3 separate regions of the Homo sapiens genome follow, and all the other regions are linked to region 3. Evidence: chromatin loops called from intact Hi-C (ENCODE). Cell type or tissue: dorsolateral prefrontal cortex. All regions are shown on one strand. Region 1 overlaps NTNG2 (netrin G2). Region 2 overlaps MED27 (mediator complex subunit 27). Region 3 overlaps NTNG2 (netrin G2).

Region 1 (5,000 bases), 68 kb after region 3:
GAAACATCTGCCGACTGGAGGGTTGTGACGGCGAGAGGAGGGAGGCTGGGGCCAGAAACACAGAGGGGGAAGGAGGCCAGAGCCATCGGGCCGGTCAGCTCTGCATTGTTGGATGGAAACATTTCATGATCCTCAAGGTCTGGCAGGAGGCAGAGTGTCTGTGACCTTGATTCTGCATGTGGTGTTCAATGTCACAGTGAGGAGTGGCTCAAGGACTCCAGGACCTGCCTGCTGTCTGCATTCAACAGCCCAGCAGACCCCCTGGGGGAGGAATGGAACCATTTGCTCTGCAGCTGGGTAAACTGAGGCACAGAGAAGCTAAAGCAGGTTCTAACTGAGTAAGATGTGTGTTCAAAGATGCACGTTCACAGCCTGCCCTTGGCTTTCCTGTCCACCAAAGCCAAGGTGCCTCTGTATGCTGGAGACTCCAACATGGCTGAAATTTGAATGTTCACCCATGTCAATGTAGAAATGTCAAGCTTATCAAGATTGGATAAACAATAATATTCAAGCCTCACACTAGAAAAGAACTTACAGTCTCTGCCAAGCACCTTCTGTTATGTTGTGAGAGGCGTTTCCTCTCCCAGGAAGTCGGTGAGGTGGGCAAGGCAGTGAAGATCATACCCCTTTTACAGATAGGGAAACTGAGGCTTGGAGAATTTGAATGACTCACCTCAGACCACCCAGCCCCCAAGTGACAACACTGGGATGTGAGCTCAGGGCTTCAGATTCTAGGCCTGTAGCTCTTGTCAGGAGGTAGTGCTGCCTCTCTCTGGAACCTTCCACTGGCTCCTGCTCAGAAGCACAGACCCCCCGCCTTGGCAAGCAAGGCCCGCATCTGGGAATCTCGGCTCCCAGCTCCATCCCTCCATTCCCAGGACCCCCTAGTGCTCTCCTGTTGGCTCCTGTCTCCCCTCAGCAATGCCTCTCCTCTTAACCTGCACAGACCCCATGGGACCCACAGACCTCTGGCCCCTTCGTCAACGGCAGGCTTCATCCACCATCCTGGACCAACCCCACCCCAGCGCTCCAGAGACTTCCTGTTAAAAGGCAGAGTCTGGCTCGGCAGTTGTGGGGCAGGGTCTGGGATTCTGCACCTCTATCAAGGTGAGGTCAGCGCTGCTGCACTGAGGCGATTGCTCTGAGTGGGAGTGGCAGGATTCCCTTGGCACCCTGCTGCCTGGGCAGTAGTTCTCTCTCTCTCTCTCACCTGCTCGTCAGCTCACCCCTGAGTCTCGGGTGGCTAGTTTTTGTCTCCAAGGCACAAAGGAAGGGTTTCCCCCTTCCTCTCACGGGGACCACAGGTGGCTGGCGGGAGACGTGTCTTGCAGAGCGCTAAGGGGCACCTCCCAATGCCAGTCACGCCCTCCCCATCTCCAAGGGTCCTGCAAGCAGCAGTTGCCCTGTGAGGGGCTGAGATGCCTTTGCCCGTCGCCCTTCCTGCCTCCTTCTCGGCCTGCAGCCTTGCTGGGCTGACCTCAGGGGCAGGCCCTGGGAATGTGGGTGGGGGCCGCCTCTCTTCTCCCACAGCCCTCATTGCAATTTTGTCCTCGCCCAAGAATCCTCTGTTGAGAGCTCATCCCTATTAATTCTCATTGTGCATTTAGAGCCAATAGGTTTTTATTTATTCATTTATCTTGTCTTTCAGCCTCCTCCCCTTCCTTGCAAGGCTGGAATTTACAATTCAGTTCTCAGGTGGCCTTGCTGAAGGACAGGAAGCCTGGGAAAGAGAGAGGGTCTGCACCCCGCATCTGAAAAGGCCGTCCGCCCCTGGGTCCCTCCTGTACCCTCGGAGTGCAGCCGGGCTTGCGCTCCCGTGGGCTGGATGTTGGGACACACGTAGCACCTGCCACTGAAGGGGCGAAGGGGAGCAAGGACCCATGGGCGATGGCAAGGCTAAGGGGGCAGTGGGCATCTGGCCGCCATTAGGGCGCCCCCTGGTGGCTGGTTAACAACAGCTGCTGGGGCTGCAGGCGAGGAAGCTCCCCCAGCCTGCATCTTCCACATGCTGCCAGAGACTAGCAATACAAGGCGTGGCGTCCCCAAGGCTGGGGAGAGGCAAAGGAGCCCGGGGAAGAAGCAAAGCCAGGAAAATCACCGAGGCCATAATCACAACAGTGATAAGCTGGTGACTAGTATTGCACACTGAGTACCTACTATGTGTCCGCACGTACCACGGCAGCACGGCCGGGCTGTGCCGTCCCGCCAGCACCGTGACACTCCTACATTATGGTTTCTACTGGGCAGAGGAAGACAGTGAAACTCAGAGAGGTCAGAAGTGGAGAGAGGGGAGGCTGTGCCGCCTGGTGGGTGGGCATGGGCCTTGGCTACAGGCAGTTCCCAGCCTGCCTTCTCAACGGAGTGATGTTGGCAGGATTTAGGCAACACTTTCTATTCCCAAAAATGAGATTAGAGTAGGACCTACCTCAGAGCATCCTACTGCCCGGACCCTCCCAGGGGAAGCCACAATAAACTGTGGCATCAGGGTTTGAACCCAGATCTATCTAGAAGTAACCACCCCCTCCAAAAACCACCCCTCCAAAAGCCAGCCCTCCAAAGCCAGCCCTCCAAAAGCCAGCCCTGCAAAAGGCTGCCGTCCACCTGCCACGGCGGCCTCCCCGTCCTCATCGGACACACATTTGTAATCAAAGCAGAGCTGGATGGCAGCCCATGATGAAATATTTAAGTCCATCACACAGGTGGCGAGACGCCGAGGACTTGCCCATGTGGGAGATTGTGGAGGGACTGTTCTTTCTCCCCTGCCTTCCCCACCTGTCTGCCCAGGAGAGGAGCAGGGGATGGGGATGGGAGAGAGCACTCTTCTAGACCCCAGGGCTTGAGGCTGGCTGCCTGGGATGAGGCTCTGCCGGCACTGGGACTGGGAGGGGTGACCACCTCCCCAGAACAGCCGCCCACTGCACTGGGTTCTCTGTCTGAGGGTGGGGGCAGGGCAGAGGTCCAGGGCCAATGACACCCTAGACAGCTTTGGCAAGGAGAGGGCCTCGGACTTGACTCTGAGGGTCATCTCCCCACCTCAAGCCCTCGACCCAAAGCTGGTCCTAGAATTATGATTTAGCTGCTCCCCCAAGCACGTTAAGGCAGTGATTAATATTTAAGAGAGAAAATACAGTCGAGACTCTAATACGAGAGACAGAGGTTGACCGTGCCCGAGAGCGTGTGGAGAACCCTCCCACCGGCTTTGAGATGTGGACTGAGTACCAGCCCCTATCCTGGCCTTCCTCCTGGCTTCCAGAGCCCAGCCCCCTTGCTTGGCCCTGCGGTCCCCGGGGCAGTTATGGCCACAGACTATCCAGCCCCAGCTCCTGGCTTCGTGCCGCCTTCTCCTTCCCTCTCTCCCTCCCTCTCTCTCTCCCCAGCTGGCCCTGGCCCAGCCACCACCCACAGTGACAGCCTCATCACCACTGACAAGCCTGAGTAAGAAGCTACCTTCTCAGGCTGACTGCCCTGTGATGTGAGCAGAGCCGGCCCATGAGATCAAGTCCTCAGGACTCTGAGGTGGGGGCACCGGGTCAGCCCCACCACAAACCCAGAGACCTGGAGGCTCCTCCAAGGACACGCAGAGGTACCAGCTGCCTGGGGGATGGCATCAAGCCCCTCCTGTGAGCTTCTGCAGCCTGGCTGCCCTACCCAGCTCTGCCCTGCCCTGCCAGGGACGGCCTCCGGAGCACTGCCCAGTGGGAAGCAGCTTAGCTCAGAGACATTGGAGCCACTCTAAGCTGGAATCACAGCTTCGCCACCTCCTGGAGTGTGACCTTGGCCAGATGCCTTTACCCGTCACCCCTGGGCTGCCTCAGTTACCCCACCTGTATGACCAGAATGACAACGGCTAACATCTGCGTGCACTTACTCTGTGCCAGGTCCTATTCCGAACACTTTACCTACGTTAATTAAACCACAAACTCCTCACAATGACCCTAGGAGTGTGTGCTCTTAGTGTGCCCATTTTGCAGATGACAGAACAGAAGCCCACAGACGTCACTGGGCCAGAGCCCTCCCCTGACGCTCCTGCTTTATACAACACAGAATCCACCTGGCTAGCTGAGGGGAGGACTCCTCGCAATGGCATCAGGCTCGGCCCACACACTCAGACAGCTCGCACGCAACCATCTCTGCTGTTGTTGTTGCTGTTAACATTACTTGAGTACTGAAGTACTCCGTGCCCCTAGGACCCCTCCTTCTCTAGCTAGGGAGGCAAGGGACAACGCCTGAATGTCTGCCTTCCCCCGACTTACCCAGGGGCTGCCATCATTGCATGTAGGAATGGAAGTGGAAGGGGACCCAAGCTGCACTGTCTGTCCCAGCTTAACCCCCAACTTCATCCTGCGTGAATCCCCTCTGAGCCTCCGTCAAACCTCCCCATGCAAAGGGCCAGCTCAGTGCTTGGCATGCTCTAGCTTCATGGTACCGTCTGCTGGATTGGATTGAGTGGGCTAAGAGGTTGCACCACAGAAAGGATGAACAGAGGGAGCTTACAGTATCATGTTGCAGGTAGCATCTTGCTCACTCGCCCAGAATGCTGACTTCCTACACAGGAGGTGGGGCTTAGCCTGAAGGCTGCGGAGCTGAATACTATAGGCTTCCCGAGGGAACTGAACTAGTGGCCAGCTGGCCGAGAATGCCCCTACCCCAGAGAACAATGTCACATGACCCCAGTGTCCTCAGGGTGTCCTCTGTTTTGACACATTTCCAAGGTGGGACAAAGACCTGGTCCAGGTCTGGTCCAGACCTGGTCAAGAGGCAGGAAAGTCAGCCTTGCATCTCAGTCCTCCAGCTCTGCTCGTCCACCCCAAGGATCTCCTCCAGACCTCCTCCCACTTGGCCTGGGCAAACAAAAGAGCAGTAAGTGGACTTACATGGGAGCAGAACCTCTCAGGGGGGTCTCCACATGTGATGCCTGAGGGCTCCACCTTCACCTTGACGTAGTCCTTCAGGCGCATCACCTTGGGCTGGCAGGCGTAGAACTCCCAGGTGGGGCCCTC
Region 2 (5,000 bases), 220 kb after region 3:
TTTTGGGGAGACAAAAACGTTCAACCCCTGACACCAGGTGACTCTCCAACATGATCTTTCTTTATGACCCTGTCCATTGCTCTCTCAGACCATGCAAGGCAGATGGGGTGAGCACCTGGTGTGAAGTGAGAGGGGGCTCCTGGGAGACAGGAAAACACCAATTTTTATATACCCTCGTCTGTCTTTTCTTAGCTGCTCATCTTCCCTTTTTTTCCCTTTCTTCTGTTGTCTTTCTCTTTCCCTTTACAAATAATAATCCCTATGATGGTTGTTTCTTCCATTGTTAGCCACATTTTAGTTTGCTTTGTTAGTGAATTCATTCAGATATGTGAGTCATTCTCCTTCTATTGGACTGGCACCTTTGAAGGATGATAACATGCATACAGCTGTAGTGTAAACAGGAGCAGTTGTGGAGAAAGTCCTATTAATAAAGGTGCAAATTCTGGGGAGTTGCAGTAGAACAATCTAAACAACCCTAACCATTACAGATATTTAAGAAAGAAAAGGGCTGCTATCCATCGTCTCTGTTTACTTCTTGGATAGCTTTTGAAGTTTGGACATTTGAGCACTAATATGTAGGGAAGAAAGAAACTCAAATGGCATTTAGCATATAAATAATGCCACAGTGGAGCAGGAAGCGCAGCCCTGATTTGCTGTCCTGCTTTCCTAGTAATTGAAGGAGCTGTGAAACCGAGCTTCCAGGAGAGAACAAATAGGCAAGTAAATTGGAGGCTTCCTTCTTATGGTTTATTGATGCTGTTTTGACCAAGTAAAAAGATTATTTACCCATAAAAGCTCAAGTCTAAGGTGTTTTTTTCTAAACTATTGGCTATTTGAAAGAAGCATTAGGAGATAAAAGGAGGAAAGAAGCTAATATCATCATCTGATATTTAGATTAAAACCCAAGCAAAACAATTAGATTTATGGTATTTTTCTGTAGCTGTTTTCCTTGGCACAGATAATACCAGACAAGCTTGCCTGTTTTTTGCTTGGAGTTATGTTCAAAAGAAGAACCAGAACTCTATTGTAATACATGATTCTTTCTCATTAGCTGGAAACAAAACATATTTCAGTAATGAGGGGCAAAGGTCCTTGCAACTCACAGTGGTGACAAAGTTTCCTGATGTTGCAGAAATCTTAGTTCTAGTTGAAAGCTTAATGGTCTGGGGAAACATGACTATGTGAGACTCTCAGATTAGCACCCTACCTTGCAGTGTCGCAACACACATCCCAGCTGTATGGGGTGTGACTTGATTCAGGTGTACACAGTGTGGATTGTTCCAGGTGTCATGGGTCCTTAGGTTGTGGCTGTGGGCTTTGGTGTGTTCTGTTATACATTGGAAGGATTTTCAGTGCACTTACGCCAGCCACCTCTGGCTGTTTTGGTCAGTGATCTACAGGGGAAGTGGCACTGGTGTCCTTGCTTGCTATCATTATATATAACATACATTTGCAAAGAGAATTCTTCAGTAGAAACAGAGTATACATGTGGAATCTCCTAGAAACCCGTTAGACAGAAGCACAACTGCTCTGTGACACAGCCATATCAAAACTGCTAGGAAGGTTCAACATGCCACTGTGCATCTGGAATTTAGATTTTCTGATGAAACTATGGTTTCTTGATTTCTTTTCTCTAAAGTATTTAACTGTGAATATTAAAACTTGAAGACAACAGAGTTTAAAACTTCTTCAAACTCACCACCTAACACATGACTGGAGTCAGTGGGAGGGAAAAGCATGCAACGTCTCAGCGCCTGCAGGAGGGCAGAGTGAAGAGTTCTATCATGACAAGCAGGAGCCAGGAGAGGCTGGTGATGGGAACGTGGCTGCCTGCTTGGCATGGGCCAGCTCTCATCCAGGGGGGATCGCTGTGTTCTGTTGCCGAAGGGAAGATAAACATCAGTACCTCCAGTTAGAAAGATGCAGCATACCTATCCCCGCGGGACAGAGCTATTAAGGCAAACCCTGTATGGCCCACCGTCCTCCTGCGAATGGTGTGACCTGAGGTCAGTGACCTCTTTAAGGCTGGCATCTCCTCTCATGTGAAATGGGGTTGTGGGTAGGGGGGAAGATTGGCATCTACTTTGGCCTTTCTCTATTGTTAAATTCTGTGATTTGAAGTCATCTAGGGGCAGTCCCTATGGACCCCTTTTCTTTTGAGCTTGGTCCAAGCTCAAGCCTGTGAACATACCCACTTTCTGGGCAACTGGAATAAGAGGAAAAAAGGTTTCTTCTGTGGTTCTATCTTGACAGTGAGCACCTAGAAAGCAGTGTGTTTGCTTTCGTAAGAGGCCAGCCATAAGAGGACTGTCAGATGGAGGCAGTCTGTTCTAGATTGGTTGCAGTGCCAAGCCAAGCCAGCATTCCCATGAATCTGCCAGTCTACTTGTTAGCTGACAAATTCATTAGCATCACCTGTATTCAATGCACTATCCTGGACATTGTACAGAATAGAGTCATCAATAACAAGGTCTGTGCCCTAGAGATAAGACTCCCTGGGTGGCAGCTTCACTCCCAGACCCAGGAATAACACAAGGCTGTCTTTTCTGGGCGTTTTTCCCAGTACAGACCGGAGCTTTGTGCTTGGAGAAGGAAATTGGCCTAGAGTGACTGGCAGAGGAGATGGTGGGGCTCCCTACCCCCTTGATCTCTTCTGCCCTCCTGTGGGTCCTCTGGTCTAAGCCAGACAGAATTTATTATAACTTAATTCTATGCCATTCTTTGCCTTTATATGTAATTATATGCAAAGTGATTTAAAAAAAAAATAAAGTGAATCATAACTTACGTCCAGGAGAGCTCTTTTTTCCCCTTTACCCTTAAAGAAGCCTTTGGTGAATCTTGAGAAAGGAATAGTGATTTTCATAGTGAGAAGAATCAAATCTTGATTGATCTGGCTTATAAGTTTTGAGGTTTTCAAATGTCAGGTTCTCTTAAAGTGGGATTCGGGCCAGATGGCAAGGGTAGAGCAGTGCTGCATATGATGGGATGCTGTAGCAGGGACCCCAGGGAGGCTCCAGCATACACTTCAGCTTTTAAGTACTAGGCCTAATTGAATGCCACTGGCTTCATTAGTATATTGAACATGATCGGTGTGATGAATTTCCTTCTGTTCTCTTTTCAAACTTTGGTCCAGTGCAAAACATTAACCTATGAATATTTTGGGGCGGGTAGAAGCATTCAGAACAATGCAGAAGACATCATGCAAGTGGAGAATGAACGGGAGAGGGGTGATTGCTCATCTGATTTCTTGAACTCAAGATTTAAGTCAGAAACTTTGCATTTGAATCCTGTTTTTATCATTTCCTTTTATATCATTTGCTTCCAGTATTTGTTGTTATTTGTAATTTGAAGCGTATTAAAGCTAATTGAATTTGGACTCCCAGTAGTTTGGACTCTTTAAAAGAGGATTCTGTAAAGACCTTGGCTATCCAACAGAAAAAGATTTGTTAAGTCTCTTGTATTAATGTTGTAGGGACATTCCTTCACATCAAATACCTTTCTACCTTTAGAAATACAAAGGAATTGAATTTTAGAGTTTGGGGGTCCTCAGAGAAAATGTCATGCATATTTTCTAGAGAGGGACAGGAGATGTGTAAGGTCACCCAGTTTGGTAGCAGCAAAGCCCAGGAGCACATTTCCAAAGAGGCTGCTGGTTACAGAGGCGCTTCCTCTCCCACTTACATTTCGTCAGGACCCTGCCTGACAACTTGGAGCCTCTTACGTGTTCAATAAGACTAAAACAGCATTATTTTAAAAACGATTCAGTAGATCAAAGTTTTCCTAATTTTAATTGGTCTTTCCTCAGACCATTATTAATTGTTAAAATTTTCTCAGGTATAGAGGTAATTAGTAGATATAATTGGTTAGAAAGGGCTTTAGGTTGAGAACTGATAGAAAAATCCTAGGTCATTCATAGAAAATAGAAAGTGGAAATTAATGGATAGTGAAATTGTAACTGAGAGAAATACTCTAAAAAATCCAGAGAACACTGCAACACGGAAATGGCTGTTCCTGTGGAGCAGTAACTTAACAGTAAATCACGAACCTTCCCCTCCAACTCAGCACATAAACACTCCCATTCCCCGCACTTGTAAGATATGAAAGTTAAAAGAATAGATCATTTCTCTCCTTCTTTCATTTTTATTCCTCCCGGTTAGTGGAGGATCTTTGATAGAAAAATCACAATAGAACTTTGATAAGTTGCTTTTTGAAATAGACTTGTTTCCATGCTGCAGACATTTGGAGAGAAGTATGTTTATTGAAATATATTTTTATAGAAAATATTACAGAACCTGTAATTGAGAACTTATGGCGGTATTTTGGGGAGTTATATGTTTCTAATGTTAATTTGTAGATTCACTCTGAACTCCCTTCTGCTGTTTTAGAACCATTGGCTGAGTGAACATTTTCCAGGAGCCTCTTCAGATCTAAACTGTGTTGCATGGAATGGAGTTTTGGTGCTTAAATAATGTATAATCCAGTTGGACAGGAGCTGCCTGTCAGTTTTATTAACTTTGACCTTTTCTCCCATTATAAAGGTGGTTCAGTAAATATTTAATGGGCCCCTTATAGATCTTGACAGTCAGAGCCGTGTTCCTGGAAACTGGGATACATATATATGATTAACAAGTGCTGCTTAATCCTTATGAGTCAGCTCTCAAGGGCAGATTTTGTTTTGGGGGAAGAAGAGTCCTTCCACCTATGTGTGCTGTTAGAGGTGCACTGTACACTGAGAGCATCCAAGATGGTTGAGGTTTCAGAGGAACCCTTTAAAAGACAGATAGCAGTTAGCGTACATTTCTGCTGTTTTGGGTTTTTGTTTGTTTGTTTGTTTGAGCAAATGATCAAAATGATGCCGGGTGGGCAAAATCACCCTGCCACTCTGCATAGTTAGCAGGCCTCCTCCACTCAAAGAGTCAGCAGGGCTGGAATGGCTGAGCTTGCATGGACCCTAGTAAATACAAAGGAGGAAAGCCAAAAGGAGAGTCGATTCCTTGAGC
Region 3 (5,000 bases):
ATGCTCAACTGGAGAGGGCCCTGGAGTTAGAATTCCCACAGTCTCCCCAGGTGATTCTGATGCAGGGGGCCCCAGAGGCCACCTCGCAGGGCAGTGCACCCTGCACGCATTCCAGCAAGTTCCCTGTGCCGTGTCCGTGCCCTCTCACCAATGCAGACGTTCTCATCATCCAGCTCTGCCGAGCCGTTGCGGTAGTAGCCCAGCCGGCAGTGCTGGCAGTGCTGACCTCGCGTGTTGTGCTTGCAGCTGACGCAGGTCACCACATTCAGGAAGTCAATGTAGCTGCAGCGGTTGGAGTGACCGTAGCATTCGCAGTCTGGGCCGGCCAAGTGGGAGAAATACCAATGGTCAGCGAGCATTCAGGGAAACTGAGGGACAGGGCGAGGAAGGACTCACCCCAGGTCATGCAGGGACGGAGGAAGGCATCTTTGGAAAAGGTACCGGAAGGTGCCCTAGGCCTCCCACCCTTCCATCGGATTCAGGAAGAGAGAGGCCTCCCTGCTTTGAGCCCAGAGGAGAACCTGAGTAGGCTGAGCCCAGGGATTCCCACCTGGCCCTGTGGGCAGGGAACCAGGGAGGGCCAGTGGGCAGCTCCTGCTAATGCCTGGCTGGGCACCAGGGCCAAGCGCTCGCTGAAGGATGCCCACATGCCGGGGTGATTAGAAAGTGATTCATGCAAGGAGGGCAGGGTCATGCCACCTGGCTGTGCACTGGGGGAGGGCGACGCCTGGGTTCACGGCGCTCGCCGTGGTATCCTCGGGTAGATGAATGCATGGATGGACGCTGGACAAGATGCAATGGGCCAGGAGCTCCTGCCCATGCTGCTTTGGAAGATGGCTGGGAGGAAAACGCCCACCTGCCAGACCCTTTCTTATTAGCCTGAGCTTTCTGCAAGTTTGATTGTTTTGCAGGATGCTAAGAGTGAGTGCCACTTTAAAGCAGGAGCCCTGGGAACCTGCATGCCTCCCCCTGGTCCTGGCCCGGCTTCTGACTCGCTGCTCCTGGAAGCACATGGTTTCATACCAAGGACCACCACCACCATGTCCTGCCGCCTCCTGCACCCCACCCCTACGTGGTTCTCAGGCTGACCCCTGCCTAACCAGCTCCGCTCCAAGGACCAGACAAGCCCGTGACTGCCTGGGGCAAGGCTCTCAGGGATTGGAGGTGAATCCCACATTGTCAATGGAGGATTTGGTGAGGAAGGTCACCATCCCTAAGAATGGGGGGGCATCCCTTGATGTTCCTACGAAGGGACACAGTACTCACCCACCCACCCACCCTCCAGCAAGAAAGCCAATGTGGCTGCCCCCGAACAAGGAAGGACAACGGCCACCCTCTTGAAACACCATCTGTGTATCTCTAGAGGACCCAGCTTCCCTTTTGTGATGGGATGAGGGACTGACCCAGTGGTCAAGGGCATGGGAGACTAGAGAAACAGCCTGTGCCCAGGAGAGATGGTGGGCACTCCCACCTGTGGGCCACCTAGTCCTGCCCCCTTCACTTTGTCCCTCCAGAGATAATGAGGAGATGAGGCATCCTCTAAGTGTCCCAAAGAGCAGCATCGGTGACCCGTGTGTCCCAGATTCTGCTTCAACCAACACGAGCCCCAGGGCCACACCTCCCAGGGGAGCCGGGATGGGCTATTTCTGGCATCTGCTCTGCCTGCTGTGTGGCCTGCCCACTGTGCCCAAGTTGGCTTCTGACTCATACCTGCTCCCAGCTCCCTTGGGGAGGGAGGCCTGTAGGGAAGAGAGACTCAGTTTAACCTTGACCCAGCTACTCCAGGAGGGTTTTCGGAGCCAGGCATCGGTCCTCTATCCTGCACCGTCTTTTTCCAGCGGCGGATGGGGAACAGGTGTCAGGGAGGGCTGATGGGGCCCCAGGTCCATCCTCTTACCTTGGAATTCTTCAATAGGCATCACTTGAGGAGATTTGGGCTTGAGCTGGAAAAGTTTGTAGCCCTTGGCAGGGGCAGGGGCAGCGGCAGGGGTGCCCACAGCTTGGAGAGATGAGAAACAGGTTCTTTCGTCTGTCATGGTCCCACTGCCCAGGGAAGAGCCCAGCAAAGGCTTCCGAGCCGCCCTGGGCCAGCTCTAGGGCAGGCAGCCTTGTCGCCTGCTCAGATGTGAGGGAGGGAGAGGCCCCTCTGGCCTCAAATCACACAGCCCCTCTCCTCGAAGAGCCCAGGGAGGTGGGGCCCCTTCCTGAAGGAAACACAGCACATCCCAAGCTTGCAAATCAGCCCTGCCCTTGGTCCCCTCTCTGAGACCATGGACACATCTGGCTGGATTAATCCTCCAAATGACTTCTGTAACCCCTGACACCCCCGCGCCCTGCTAAGACCTTCTTGGAAGCCAAACTGTTTTTAGATAGATTGACATCACATTGCACACCACGCCCGTCTCTTGCTCTCCCCACCGCCTCTCCAAACTTCCTGGAGCATCAAACCCAGAGACTAAACTTGGCATTTAAGGACTTTGGCATCTCCCTTCCTTTCTGAAACACTCTTCCTGCTCCAGCCGAAGTGAATCCTTCGCTGTCCCTGGAGTCCCACTCGCAAGTGCTGTCAAGCCAGGAACACGGACGGCACCTGCCTTCCACTGCCCAGAATCCCGCTGGGACCCCAACGCCCTATCTGTGGGTGAGCAGGCCACTGTCCCGGGATCGTCACTACCTTGGCTTCCCTCTGGGGGTCTGTGGTGCCCTGGTTGGCCCAGGGTAGGGAAGCGATGGCTCCCGCCAGCTCTGTCTCCATCACCACAGAGGACACCAGGCCCAGGTCCTCCAGGTTTCTAGGAACCGAGCCTCAGACCCTCTCTAAACATGCTTCCAGCGCCAGAGCTTCCTGCCAGTAGAGGGCGCTCAAAGCCCTGCTCGCTGCTCAGAGCTGGGGCTGGAGGAAATTTGAACATGTGAGCTGGAAGGAACAGCTCACCTGTTCCCTAGACCTCAGGCCCTAATTCCCCACCCAGGCTTGGTGAGCTGGGGCCAGGGACAATTTCCCTTCTGGAGAGTCGGGCAGGCCTGCGCGTTTCCTTGGCATGTCTGTCTATGGCTACAGATGAGCCCTGTGTCTCCTCCCACGTAGCAGGAGGATGTCAGTGTCTTCCAGGACCCCGCCCTCCCTCCTTTAACCCACACATTTTCCACTTTGTCAGGCTCCCTGCCATCCCACTGCCAAGCCTTTGCCCCGGCTGGCCCTGCGGCCTGGAATGTGCTGCCTTCTCCCTTCACCCACCACAGTCCACCCTCCGAGGTCTCATGGCCCCCGCTCCTGCAGGAAGCCCCCTCTGACTCTCTGATCCAGCAACTGCCCAGGTGTCCTGTGAGCAAGGGCAGCTGGAGAGGGGGGTTCCTGTCGTGGGAGGCGGGGCCTCTACCAGACTCCGAAGCCCTCGGAGGGAGTGCTGGTGGAAGGGCTTGGCGTGGGGGTGCCACATGGAACCTCTTGAAGCAGGTGAGCTTGGGGGCAGAGCTGGTAGACCTGCTCTACCAGGCCGCTCCCTCACCACTGTGCCCTAGAGCTCCCCAGGCACCGACATTCTACACCCGTGCCCTCAGTTGGTTCCTGCGGCCCCCCTCCAACCTCAGGTCCCCACCATGCACACCTGCTACTTCCACTACAGAGGGAGGGGCCTACGAGTCTAAGAGGGCGCTTCCCCGGGGTCTCAGGCCCATCACAGGCCTTGCCCCCCCATACCTTCTGCACGGGAGGCCACCTGGGACCACCTGCTCGAGAGAGGGGCAGCCGTAGATGGCCTGGTCCACTCTTGGGGGGAAGAAGAGAAGAAACCAAGTTATGCGAGGGGGTGGTGCTGAGGGAAGCTGGGTACATACTGAGGCATCACAGCCCCGCACCCCACAGGCCCCTTAGAAGCAGCAGCACTATAAGGAGAGGCTCTGTCTACACTGGCCAAAGGAATTGGGTCCAAATCTACTACATAGGCAGCATCTACACTATTTCAGCCTGTGGAGGGCACATGCAGACTTAAAGCCCGATAGATGAGAGGTGAACCCATGCCTGAGAATCTGCATATTCTTCAGCGAGACCCTTCTACACTCCCTGTGCCGTCCCCGTTCTGACTGAAGGACAGAGCTAGACCAGGTCCCGCCTCTGGGCCCAGACCTCTCTGAGCTGATGTCTCTGGCTAATGGCTGCGAAGTGGGACATGTGTTCCGGCCAAGATCTTACATGTGTCCAGAAGTGTCCTGGAAGGTGTCCTTCCTGTCCAGCCGCAATCCAGGGACCGGAGCCTTCCCCAGCATCTGACCTGCTTCCCTGATCACTGCCCTTCTACCTTCCTGACCCCTGGCCTGGCCCATTTTCACCAGGGACCCCAGCATGAACCAGTGACACAACGCTCAGCCCGTAGACTAACGGGACACACAGCCAGCAAGGCAGGCAGGCAGGGCTGGCAAAGAACTGCCCTGTGCCCAAATTTCAAAGGACAAACCCAGAGGGACAGGGGAGCGCTGCTGTTTTCCGCTTCTTGAAGGGATTATACACAACGGTGGCTGTGGGGAAAGAAAAGGAAAAGCTACCAGCTAACAAGTGCGGAAGACTTTCCAGCTGGGAGCGGGGAGCTTTGGACATGAATTGACTTTAATATGATGTTCAGTGGGAAGATGAGGCCGCCAGGCCCAAATTGGCAAGGGCTTAATTAGAGCCATGAGAAAGCCAGCCCTGAAGGCATTTGCTTCAGAGCCTGTCTCCCTCCATCCTCCGTGGCCCAGCCCAGGAAAGGATTAGTGTCTCCAGCGGCGTTTTCCGCCCGCAGCGCTGTCCTCCAGACAGCTTGACATTGGCAGGCGGGAGAAACATCTGGCCCAGGAGTTCAGAGGCCCAGCTGGACTCTGTTCAAAGAGCCCGAAGCACCTGTTGGGAGGCACTCGGGGGTATTCAGGATCTTTCAGGGACCAGGGTCTTGGGGAGGGAGAGAGTCCTGGCTTGGCTGCCCAGGGACACACTCAGGTGTGTGGGAAGCAAGTTCTCGCCATGG

Evidence for each region. Peaks named below come from ENCODE experiments on the same cell type or tissue, not always from the same donor. Only the 100,000 strongest peaks of a DNase experiment are listed, where the experiment ranks them.
Region 1: it touches region 3 in a loop (5-fold over the local background); 86 of 110 quality-filtered maps call a loop at or near these places.
Region 2: it touches region 3 in a loop (2.1-fold over the local background); 3 of 110 quality-filtered maps call a loop at or near these places.

What each region holds. Positions count from the first base shown.
Region 1 is chr9:132,166,919-132,171,918 of GRCh38, reverse strand. It overlaps NTNG2 (netrin G2), which reads right to left. Exons shown (of 8, transcript NM_032536.4): 2 at 4,875-5,000. Among named protein-coding and RNA genes, the nearest start is that of NTNG2, 7.4 kb to the right of the region's middle. RefSeq lists enhancers at 872-1,629, 1,630-2,387. In dorsolateral prefrontal cortex, CTCF peaks have their summits at 1,942 (motif pointing left) and 4,700; DNase peaks (open chromatin) are centred at 1,948 and 3,358; H3K4me3 peaks cover 915 bases; H3K27ac peaks cover 1,232 bases.
Region 2 is chr9:132,016,677-132,021,676 of GRCh38, reverse strand. All of the region lies in intron 2 of MED27 (mediator complex subunit 27), which reads left to right. Among named protein-coding and RNA genes, the nearest start is that of MED27, 61 kb to the left of the region's middle. In dorsolateral prefrontal cortex, CTCF peaks have their summits at 2,457 and 2,656; a DNase peak (open chromatin) is centred at 2,586; H3K27ac peaks cover 408 bases.
Region 3 is chr9:132,234,420-132,239,419 of GRCh38, reverse strand. NTNG2 (netrin G2) reads right to left here. Exons shown (of 8, transcript NM_032536.4): 6 at 149-316. Among named protein-coding and RNA genes, the nearest start is that of NTNG2, 75 kb to the right of the region's middle. In dorsolateral prefrontal cortex, CTCF peaks have their summits at 2,632 and 2,839 (motif pointing right); a DNase peak (open chromatin) is centred at 2,859; H3K27ac peaks cover 151 bases.